Regions from separate parts of the Mus musculus genome. Here region 1 is linked to region 2. A link is a contact called in ENCODE POLR2A ChIA-PET data. All regions are on one chromosome and are shown on one strand. The core of a region is the stretch at or near the end of the contact, and the rest is flanking DNA. Distances in the headings are between cores, read along the strand shown. Region 1 holds the start of Lrp4 (low density lipoprotein receptor-related protein 4). Region 2 holds the start of Arfgap2 (ADP-ribosylation factor GTPase activating protein 2).

What was found. ChIA-PET counts read pairs that join two places held with the same protein, here RNA polymerase II (POLR2A).
Region 1: POLR2A ChIA-PET joins it to region 2 with 11 read pairs in embryonic stem cell. The contact joins the promoter of Lrp4 here to the promoter of Arfgap2 in region 2. POLR2A ChIA-PET finds 5 or more read pairs at or near these places in 3 of 5 experiments (Patski and embryonic stem cell).

Annotation. Positions count from the first base shown.
Region 1 is chr2:91,454,374-91,459,251 of GRCm38, forward strand. It overlaps Lrp4 (low density lipoprotein receptor-related protein 4), which reads left to right and starts at 3,158. Exons shown (of 38, transcript NM_172668.3): 1 at 3,158-3,379. The coding sequence starts at 3,328.
Region 2 is chr2:91,263,802-91,268,699 of GRCm38, forward strand. Arfgap2 (ADP-ribosylation factor GTPase activating protein 2) reads left to right here and starts at 1,314. Exons shown (of 16, transcript NM_023854.2): 1 at 1,314-1,603; 2 at 1,771-1,889; 3 at 2,425-2,497; 4 at 3,324-3,455; 5 at 3,535-3,615; 6 at 4,356-4,437; 7 at 4,651-4,707. The coding sequence starts at 1,532. It overlaps Pacsin3 (protein kinase C and casein kinase substrate in neurons 3), which reads left to right. Exons shown (of 11, transcript NM_001289678.1): 10 at 1-85; 11 at 390-879. The coding sequence ends at 505.

The DNA.
Region 1 (4,878 bases), core at 1,908-4,407, 190 kb after region 2:
GATCCCAATATATCTGTTCATCACTGTCTCCATAGTACCTGACATAAGCCATCCTTAATAAATAGATTACTGTGGGAATGAATATGAAATAAGCCTAAGTTGGAAGATAGTTATAGGACCAGCCTTTTAGTGATTTACACTGGAGTCCAGGCTAGTCTAAGAACTTGCTGTGTAGCACAGATCAGCCATCAATTTGCAAGTCCTCTTACATCAGCCTCCCTAGTGCTGCGATAACACGCATAAACCATCACACCCATAGCACCTGGGGGAAAAAATCCAGGACTTCCCCCTCTACTTGTATTGCTTTCAATAAGATAGTGAGCTCACAAAGATGAAGAGGCTCATTTGCACATTTGAATTCTCGGTCTTGTAAAGGAGTTTCCCAAGCTCAGCACCACTTACTAGTTAGGCTGGCAAGTCTTCTTATTGGGGAATATCCTGTTCATTATAGGATGTTCACCAGCAAACCTGGCTTCACTTAACCCACGAGATGCTAATGGTACCCACTTTCAAAAATGCCTACAGCTGCTGCCCCATGCTTGCAAAGTCACTCCTGATTTAATGTCTTAAGATGTGAAGCTTCAAGCTTTTATCACTTTTAGAAGAATTGTACTTAGAAATTAAATTGTTGAGTGATGCCTGGGTTACAAGAATTCTCCTGCCCTAGTTGGATCAAAACCATGCCCCCTTCTAGCTTGTTTCCGTAGCACCCCCGTGTTTCCTTTGAAAGGGTCATTAGTGATGGTGTGGTGTAAGGCAATATTGTGATCGTGGAAATTCAGTTCCCTGGATTGTCCTAGAAGGATGAAGGAAAGGGGCTGGTGTTTCTGAGGAAACCAATGCCTCTGAGACCCCTCAGGAATTGGCAGTTCTCTACCAATTTTCTAGGGACATGTCCCAAAGGACAATAAAGGGAGACAAACAGCCCATTCTGGCATGGTTTTCAGGATCTCTCACTCCAAACAAGAAAGTCTGAGAGGCCTGGTAAAAATAAATATGGCTTACTCCTCCTGGCATAAGAACAGTCTCTGACAGCCAAGACTTAACTCACCCTAGGGGGTGACCCAGGCAAAGTTAGTTTCTACCCATTGATATTCCCAGGGATTCCCAGTGGCCAAGGATGGCTCTGACACCAGCACCATGCTGAAGCATGGCAAAGGGCTGGGGATGCACACTGAAAATGCAGTCTCTCTCTCCTCCCCCCGCCCCCAGTCAGACAGGGACTGCCAGTCCCCTGCTTCCTTTCCAATCCCTCGAAAACGACAACAATCATTCCTCTAGAAAGGAAACTGTCCTTTGCATACAGAGTGGAAACTGTTCATAAATTCTTAATCCCCTGATATCGAAAGAATGGGGACCGTCTGTCCTGGATTTTTATTTTTTTGGGGGAATGTATTCATTATATCGCATCCCTGGTAGTCACTTGGAACAAAATGTGGTCTCCAGAATCACAAGATCTTTTTCTCTCAGTTTAAAAGTCTTCCTAAGCAGCATGCATTGAAATCCTGAAGGCAATGGGGAATTGAATCAGAAAGGTAGGGGCAGTTGAGAAATTGGCCTTCACGTTTCTCTCCTTCTACATCAGACTAAAGTGACTGACCTTGCCACACAAGCCAGAGAAATCCACTCTTTCCTAAGCTCTCAACCCACGTAAACCTCATCTGATTCTACTGCCGCCTTCAGGTTCCAGGAAAAATTACACAGCCAGAAAATAGCTAGGCATTAGTTACCATGGTGATGCAGGAACTTGGTTCAACCAAGTTGCCACTGATAGATAGGCAAAAATTTCGGGGGTGAGGGGAAGGGGGGAACACCATAAAGCACAGAATAAATTAATGTCATATTTTTCTGTTATTGTAGCTTTCACAAAGTATGCTTAATGTTAGCTTTGGTCAAAGATGGCAATTTAAAACGAAAATTTTGAAAAATGGAAAACAAGCAAGGATGAAACGTCAACCTATCCATTTGGAGAAATTGCCTAATATCCACTTTGCACTATACCAAATTACTTCTCTCCCAGCTAAGTCCAGGATAAGATGAATGAAAGCCAAACAATGTTGGCAGGCCAGGTCTGAGGGGAAAGTAATATATCAGGCCCTAAGAAAGTTAGGGGGTGTAAGCAAAAAGCAACAAAACAACCTGGGAACACAGGAGGCAGCAAGATGAACAAATAACTACTAGTATTCAAGGGGCGGAGGGTGGGGAAGACCACAGAGATAACATCGAGAGTGGATTAGAAGTTTATGTCGTAATCCAAACGTTTCATACTGCTGGAAAGCCTTACAAACAGGAGCCGAAAGAAGGCCCAGGTCTTCTTGGCAGAGTGCAACTCTAAGTACTGACTTATTTCCTTACCCCCTACCCCTTTCTTGCCAGGATCAGAAAGTCAAGGATGGTGAAGGGGCTCATTCACAGACAGTATGGAGGAACTGAGATTGTCTGGGCCAAATCTGGGCATTTGAACTGGGGAGACAGGACCCAGACAACTTCACCTCAGGAAATGAATAAATGAAAAGGGGAGGTCGCCGAATTATTTAGCCCAAGAACAACACTGCCTAGACCGGGGGAGGGGCTGGGGTGCAAGAAGAAAAACTTCAGAATAGGGATTTTTGACAGTGAGAACACTAGTTGAGACACAACACTGTAGGCCCCCTGATGTCCCTTGTTTGGTGTCAATAAAGGCCGAGAGAATTATGCTCTAGCAAGCCTTGCATATTTTTGAAACATCACAATAAAGTCTGGAGTTGGAGCTGGTAGGGGGGCCGGGGTCACGCCCAGGCGACTTGGGTCAGCACGGGTGCTCCTCCCTAGTGTGGACCGATAATGAACCCAGGCTGAGAGTTGCCAGTACGATAATTTTCTGTTTAAGCTGGGGATATTTGAGTCGCAGTAATGGGGACAGATAAGGGGCTCTCTCCGGAAGGCTAGGAATGTTAGGGCAGACTGAGTAGGAGCTAAGGCGAGCGCAAGAGGCACAGGCGGGTGGGGTCCTGGGACTGGGGGGCGAGGGCAGAGGGCGGGAAGGGGCCGGGCCAGAGCCGGGGGCGGGACCAGGCGGGGTGGTGGTGGCGGGGGCCGAGACGCGGGAGGCGGGGCGGCCAGGCTCGGGACACCCCCTCCCGGTCCCCTGGCGGGGCGGCTTCAACTCCGGCAGTACAGGAGGCAGCAGCAGCCCGGAGGGCGACTTGCAGGGCGCGCCGGCCGAGCTGGACCCGGGACGCTTTTCAACCCGGGGGAACCCTCCGCTGATTCTCTCCGCCCCGGCGTCCCTTGGGAGCCCGCGGGACCCCCGGGCCGGCAGGGAACGCCGGCGGCGGCCGCAGCACCATGAGGCGGTGGTGGGGCGCGCTGCTGCTTGGCGCCCTGCTCTGCGCACACGGTAAGCGGCGTCGCAGCGCCCGCGCCGACCGGGCCACCGGGAAAGTTTGTCCCTGAGACTGGTCGCTGCAGGACTCGCCTCCTGGGAGTGGGACCGTGAGGCTGGGGCCTGAAGTCCCACCCTCGAGCTCACTTCGAGCACCAACCCTGGCAGAGCGAGCGGAGGAAAGCAATAGCAGCCCCCGCAGCTCTTCTAGCACGAGAGGGGACAGCGGTGGTGGGACTCGTCCCCGCTGTAGTCTGGGCCGGGTGGAAGAAGACCCAAGACGCTCTCTCGGCTTCCATCGCTGCTCTTTAACGAGCCAGGGGCGGGTTCCCTTTCAGGTTAAGGCAGGGCTTCTGTGTCCCTGGTGCGTGCGAATGAATGTGTGCAAAGAAAGGAAGGCGGGGAGGATGGTCGCTAAACCCATAAATTGTAAACAGTTCTCTTTCCAGGGACTGGGGGATCTTGGGTGGATTGCGGAGAGGGGCCCAGCTGAATCTGAGTTACTTGAGCATCCGGGATTCATGGACTTGGGGAGCAATTTCTCGGACTCGAAACCCTGCTCTCTCTGAGGGTCCTTGGTTCATACTTGCGTGCAGCATCTCCCCTAAGTGGAGTTTTGGGTTCCCTCTCCTGGCTGCGGCCAATCAGCTTCCTGCCCCGGATCCTCCCCAAGGGAGGGGTGGGGAACAGCGATGGAAAAGAGGTTGGGGAGGAACTTTGGGAAGAAACTGCTGGAAAGCTCCCTCAGATCGGTTCTGGCCCGGGTAAAGCGCAGGGGCGCGTTCTTTGGGAACTTCCAAAGGCAGCCTCGCGACCCGTGCAGTGGGGCCTTGGCCTCCGGGGAGCTGGGCGGATGGCAGCGGCACTGCTGCTTCATCTGCTCCTTATTAATAACGTGTTCGGTGCCCGGACGCAACTGTTATGTCTACTTAGGACTGCAGTGGAATCTGCTTCTCTGCAGCAGCTTGGGAACGTGGGTGCACCCGGAGATTTAGCAGCTGCCTCTGAGTTTGTGCCCAAAGATCAAAGATCGATCTTTGAACTCTCAACTATATTCACCCGCCGGCTTTTCCACGTGGGGGAGATCCAGTTCTTCGATTCCCTGGCTGCGGGACGAGGGGGTGGGGTTCAGAAAGAGCGGTCTGCAGATCCTGGCGATTCACGGGTTCTTTCTTTCACATGGAGGAGCTCGTGTGGAAAGTGCAGATTTCGGAACTTGCCTGGCAGGGTGTGGAGCTGTCTGGGCACTTGTTTTAAAGATTGTTTTAGCTCCCGAGTCCAAAACAAAGTTCTGGTGTCTGCTATTTAAACCGCTCGTGGGTTTTCAATGGCTTTTTCCATGTGGTATCTAACGCCGACCGAGTCTTTTCTCTCCGACTGGTAGTCTGGCCGACCCACGTTCCTCTTCGCGCCTCGTTCTCCCCCTCTCGGGCTCTCTCCTCGAAGGTTATTTGTAGCCTCTTCGGCGTGTTAGGACAGCAGCCCTACTGGGGTAGGAATGTAACTGTTCTTCC
Region 2 (4,898 bases), core at 64-2,563:
CCCCGGAAAGTTGCCACTGGGGTGAGGGTACGGGCGCTTTATGACTATGCTGGCCAGGAGGCTGATGAGCTGAGCTTCCGAGCAGGTATGCTGGGCCCTTTCATGGTCCTTCCCACTTCAGCCCCCGTCCTACTTGCTAGAGCAGGGCTGTAGACGAAGAAAGCCAGGGACTCCATCCTCACAGGCTGCTCAGGGTCCAGCTGCAGCCTGACAGTTGCCTCCCTGGGGTCTAAGGTTGGGTGGCTTTTCCTGGCTGTGTCCTATCCTGGTCTGAGTTGGGTATCCTCCAGTTTGTCGGCCCTTGTGCTATTCCATCCCCCAGTCCATGACCTAGTTTTGAGACCAGTAAAGCCAGTGCTTTGGGCAATGACTGTTTTGTCTTTCTTCAGGGGAAGAGTTGCTGAAGATGAGCGAGGAGGATGAGCAGGGCTGGTGCCAGGGCCAGCTGCAGAGTGGCCGCATTGGTCTGTACCCTGCCAATTACGTAGAATGTGTGGGCGCCTGAGTGCCCTGACAGCCCTACCAAGGCGTCTCTCTGACCTGGGCCAGAGCTTAACCCTTCCTGGACTGCTGGACCTGAAGGCCCTGAACCATGTGCTGCTGCTGTCTCTCTTTTCCCACAGGAGGAAGTCTCAGGGCCCATGAAGGGCAGGGGTCTGTGTCTAGAGTTGGAGGTTGGAATGATGGAGGGTCGAGAGGTGCCCGAGCCTCCTCGGGAACATTTGGGTCATCCCAGAGTGGGAGGATCCAGCTCCTAAACTGTTTAGGAGTTCCTGGGGTGAGGTTGGGGAGAATGTAGTTTGAGGCTGGCAGCACCTTCTTTTGTGACTTGTAGTGTGCATTAAATTTGATTAAGAATAAAAACCCCATCAAGTGTTGTGAGCGTCTTTTGATAGCCTACTCTTGCTGGTGGGAGGCACGGGGTCGGCCCGTGGGCGTGCCATGTGTTATGGAACTGGGATTGGGCAGGCAGTTGCCTCCTGGTATCTGCCCCGGAATTTCAGGAGTGCAATCTGGACTGGAAGGGACTTGGTGATCAAGGTTGTTGTGTGCTGGCCTCTGCTCTAGGCCAGTTGCTGGATTGTGAGCTGAGCTGGAGCCCTGCCAATGCCTTCCGGATGGGGCTATGAGCACTTGGGAGATTGTTAATCATTACTCGTCCATCACAGAGTCTGTTACCATGGCTCTCTGCCTGACGCCTACAGCCAGTGGTCGAGCGGTACGTAGGGTACCCGGGTCCAGCAGGAACTCGTGAGGAAGTTTGGGCCAGTCCACGAGCCGTCGCCCGCTCGGGCTGCGGATTGGCCAGGCGCAGCGCGGCGTTCACTCTCAGGCCCGTGGTGGAGCTCCCGGCTGCTAACGTCATGTTTCAGCCCCGCCCGACGTTCATTGGCCCAGATCTGGTCGAATCACTCCACTCGTAGGCGGGTCGGGGCCCTGTCGTGACCGGCGCGGTGAGCCTGCCTTCGCCGCCGAGGATTGGCCCGCGCCGGGACCTGTCGGTCGCGGTTGTGTCTGGGAAGGAGAGAAAATGGCGGCGAGCCCGAGCAAGACCGAAATCCAGACTATTTTTAAGAGACTTCGCGCAATTCCCACCAACAAGGTGCTTGAGCGGGCGGGGTACGGGTCCTGACGCCGGCGGAGAAGACGTCTCTTGTCCCCTGGGGTCTGAGGGAGGGCGAGGACGGAGGTTGGAGGCTTTCTTGTGGTTTCTAGCGCCGGGCCTCGACTCTGGGCCCTAACCGTTCGCTTGTCGTCTTTTCCACTTAGGCCTGTTTCGATTGTGGCGCCAAGAGTCCTAGTTGGGCCAGCATCACTTACGGTGTATTTTTGTGTATTGACTGCTCCGGAGTGCATCGCTCCTTGGGTGTCCATCTCAGCTTTATCAGGTAGGTTCTGTGTGAGGGTGCTGTGCCTCCACGGGGGCTGTGTGCGTGGTCAGCGACGGGGAGAGGGCGCCTGGACTTGGACCTTCCTGAATTTGATGTTTGGATTTCTCCTGGCGGGAGTTCTGGTAGCCTACAGCGGGGGCTTGCGGGCGGAGGGCGGCGGGGGGTTCCACCTCTGTAGACTTCTCTCTTCACAGTTAACATGGTACTCAGCATCAGTTTGGGGGAGAGCTTAGATGCATTGACCTTGTTATTGCAGAAAGATTGGCCCAGTAGGTCTCCAGTGCGACTTTGACCAAACTTTAAGAAGAGCCAAACCCGTGCCTGCATTTCTCAGAAGTCGACCTCCTTTCGGATCTCCTTTTCAGAAATAATTAGTACCCTTTGGATTAGGCGAAGCGCAATGATTTCAAATACAGGGGAGAGAGGAGGAAATGGGACAGTGACTGATGGTTCCTGGACACCCACAGAAGCCTGAGGCCGAATGACAGGTTTAGTCTTGATAGGGAAGGTGACACTCAGCCCTTGTACACAGGTCCACAGAGTTGGATTCGAACTGGAGCTGGTTGCAGCTGAGGTGTATGCAGGTCGGCGGGAATGCCAATGCGGTAACGTTCCTTTACCTTCTTCCACCCCCATCCTTCTGCCTGGGTATTTAACTTTTCCTTGATTTCTCAAAGTGAGTTTGGTTTCTCTGTTCCGAGAGTTTGCAGCTCTGGAACATGCCACACACTTTTCTAAATTCAGAAAAATTTAAACAGCTTCTTTCAAAGAGGCTTAATGAAATACAAACTGGGGGGGGGGGCTTGGGGGACTTTTGGGATAGCATTTGAAATGTAAATGAAGAAAATACCTAATTAAAAGAAAAAAAAAAGGAAATACAAACTGAACTAGACAGGTGCTCTCTGGCAGTAGCAGTGTCTCCATAGTCATTGGGGTTTTGTGGGCTCCTGGAGGGAGGATAGCTGAACAGAGAAGTACATACATTCTTCAGTCCCCTAGACCTTGTTCCCTGCTCTTACGGGGAGGGGCTGGCATGGTGGTTTTTGGGTTTTTTGAGGAATTTTGGAGGAGGTCAATTAGTGAGTGAAGGTGTTTATTGAGGGAGGCTGGTAACCTGAGTTCATTCAGTTGAGGGAACCCACATAAGGTGGAAGGAGAGAACCAACTCCATGGACTTGGCCTTTGACCTCTGCACACATGCTGGGGTGCACATGGAATAAATACAAATAAAAGGTTTTGTTGTTCTGTCTTGTTTTGAGAAGAAATCTTGGAAGACGTTTACCTCTTTGAAAACCTGCTGATGTCAGTAGTGTGTCATCCTGAATAAATAATAGCCCAATTGTTTAGTAATGTGTCTCCTATAGTGTGAATACAGTTTTCTTTGGCGAGAGTATTTGCACATACATATTACTCCTTCTCTTTGCTCTCCAGACTGCTTTTTTCCGCCAACACGGATGTATGGCCAATGATGCTAACACCAAATATACGAGCCGAGCTGCCCAGATGTACCGAGAGAAGATCCGGCAGTTAGGGAGTGCAGCTCTGACTAGGCATGGTACTGATGTGAGTGCTGGTTCCTGGGCTAGGGTGCTGGGATAAGAGATAGTAACAGCCCTGAGTTTCAGTGTCTCCTCTCTTCCAGCTTTGGATAGACAGTATGAACAGTGCTCCAAGTCACTCTCCAGAGAAGAAAGACTCTGATTTCTTCACAGAACATACTCAGGTGAGTACCACAGGGATGTTTCCTCTGATAAATGCTTTACTTACCAAGGCTGTATATACCCTTTTGTGATCATGACATAAATTCTTGTGTTTAGGTACAATGTCTCAGAGAGTGTTTGTAGTTCAGAATTGGTAATTACTACCTGCTTCTTATGGGAGTGGAGTGGAATCCTCCTTAGAAATGGATCCTGGAGTAGAGAATAGTTTGAAAGCTCAAGAAGTCTCAGGGACCCTAAACAACTTCCAAAAAGGAACAGAAGTTGGAGACAATGAGGATTGCCCCTCCTGTGACCCACCTGTAAAAAAGCTCTCCCCTCTGTTGGCAATGGGTATTGAAGTTAGAGCCTTGGGTCACATCCCAGCCTCTCTGCAAGTATTTCTGTGATGTGGCTAAGTCACTTAACCTGGGGGAAAACTCAGTTTCTAAAATGGAGACATAGTTACTTCCTAGGGCCTGAACATAGTTACTTCCACTGAACCTGTTGTATCTGTGAGCACCTTGGATTTGCATCTGGTGCATGGTCAATACGTAAGAGTTGTTAGTGCTATCAGTTAGGGGAATGGGCTTAGCTCTGAATTGAAGAGGCTGTTTTCCTACATTTGTCTTCCATGGTAACTGGTAAGTAAAATTGCTGATCTCCAATCTTGTCTTATTGTAGCGGGCAGTGCCTCCTATCCACAGGTAGCTGTGGGTTTTTAGGAGGGCTCACTGAGGCCTCTATGATCTGGCTTCCTTTTTAGGCCCCTGCTTGGGATACAGCAGCCACTGATCCTTCAGGGACTCAGCAACCAGCCCTACCTTCAGAGAGCAGTAGCCTGGCACGTGAGTTCTGCCCAGATCTCAACCAAGTGCCTGGGCCTGGAAAAGGACTAGGGTACAGGAACACTTGGCCAGGGACATAGGAGCTCAGAGGAGGTTTCTCTTTAGTCCTTGGAGGAAGGGGTGGGCATACATCTTTTGATGGCGAGCTGAGGAAAGCCAGTGACTCCTGTCTTACCACCTCCTTAATGTAACTCCTGTCAATTGCATTCACAGAACCTGAACAAGGCCCTAACACTGATCTGCTCGGAACCTCACCCCAAGCCTCTCTGGGTATGACAGCTGGCGGGGGTGGGGGTGGGGGGCTGGGAGGAAGTGGGCCTCAAGTATTTGTTCCAGATTTCTGCTGCCCACTCATGTGACCCAACCATAGGACACTGAGCAACTGATCCTCTTGGGTGGGCACTGCCATACTGACCTCAGAGCCTTTGAGCTGACAAGCCCAGATGGCTGTCAATTTGAGT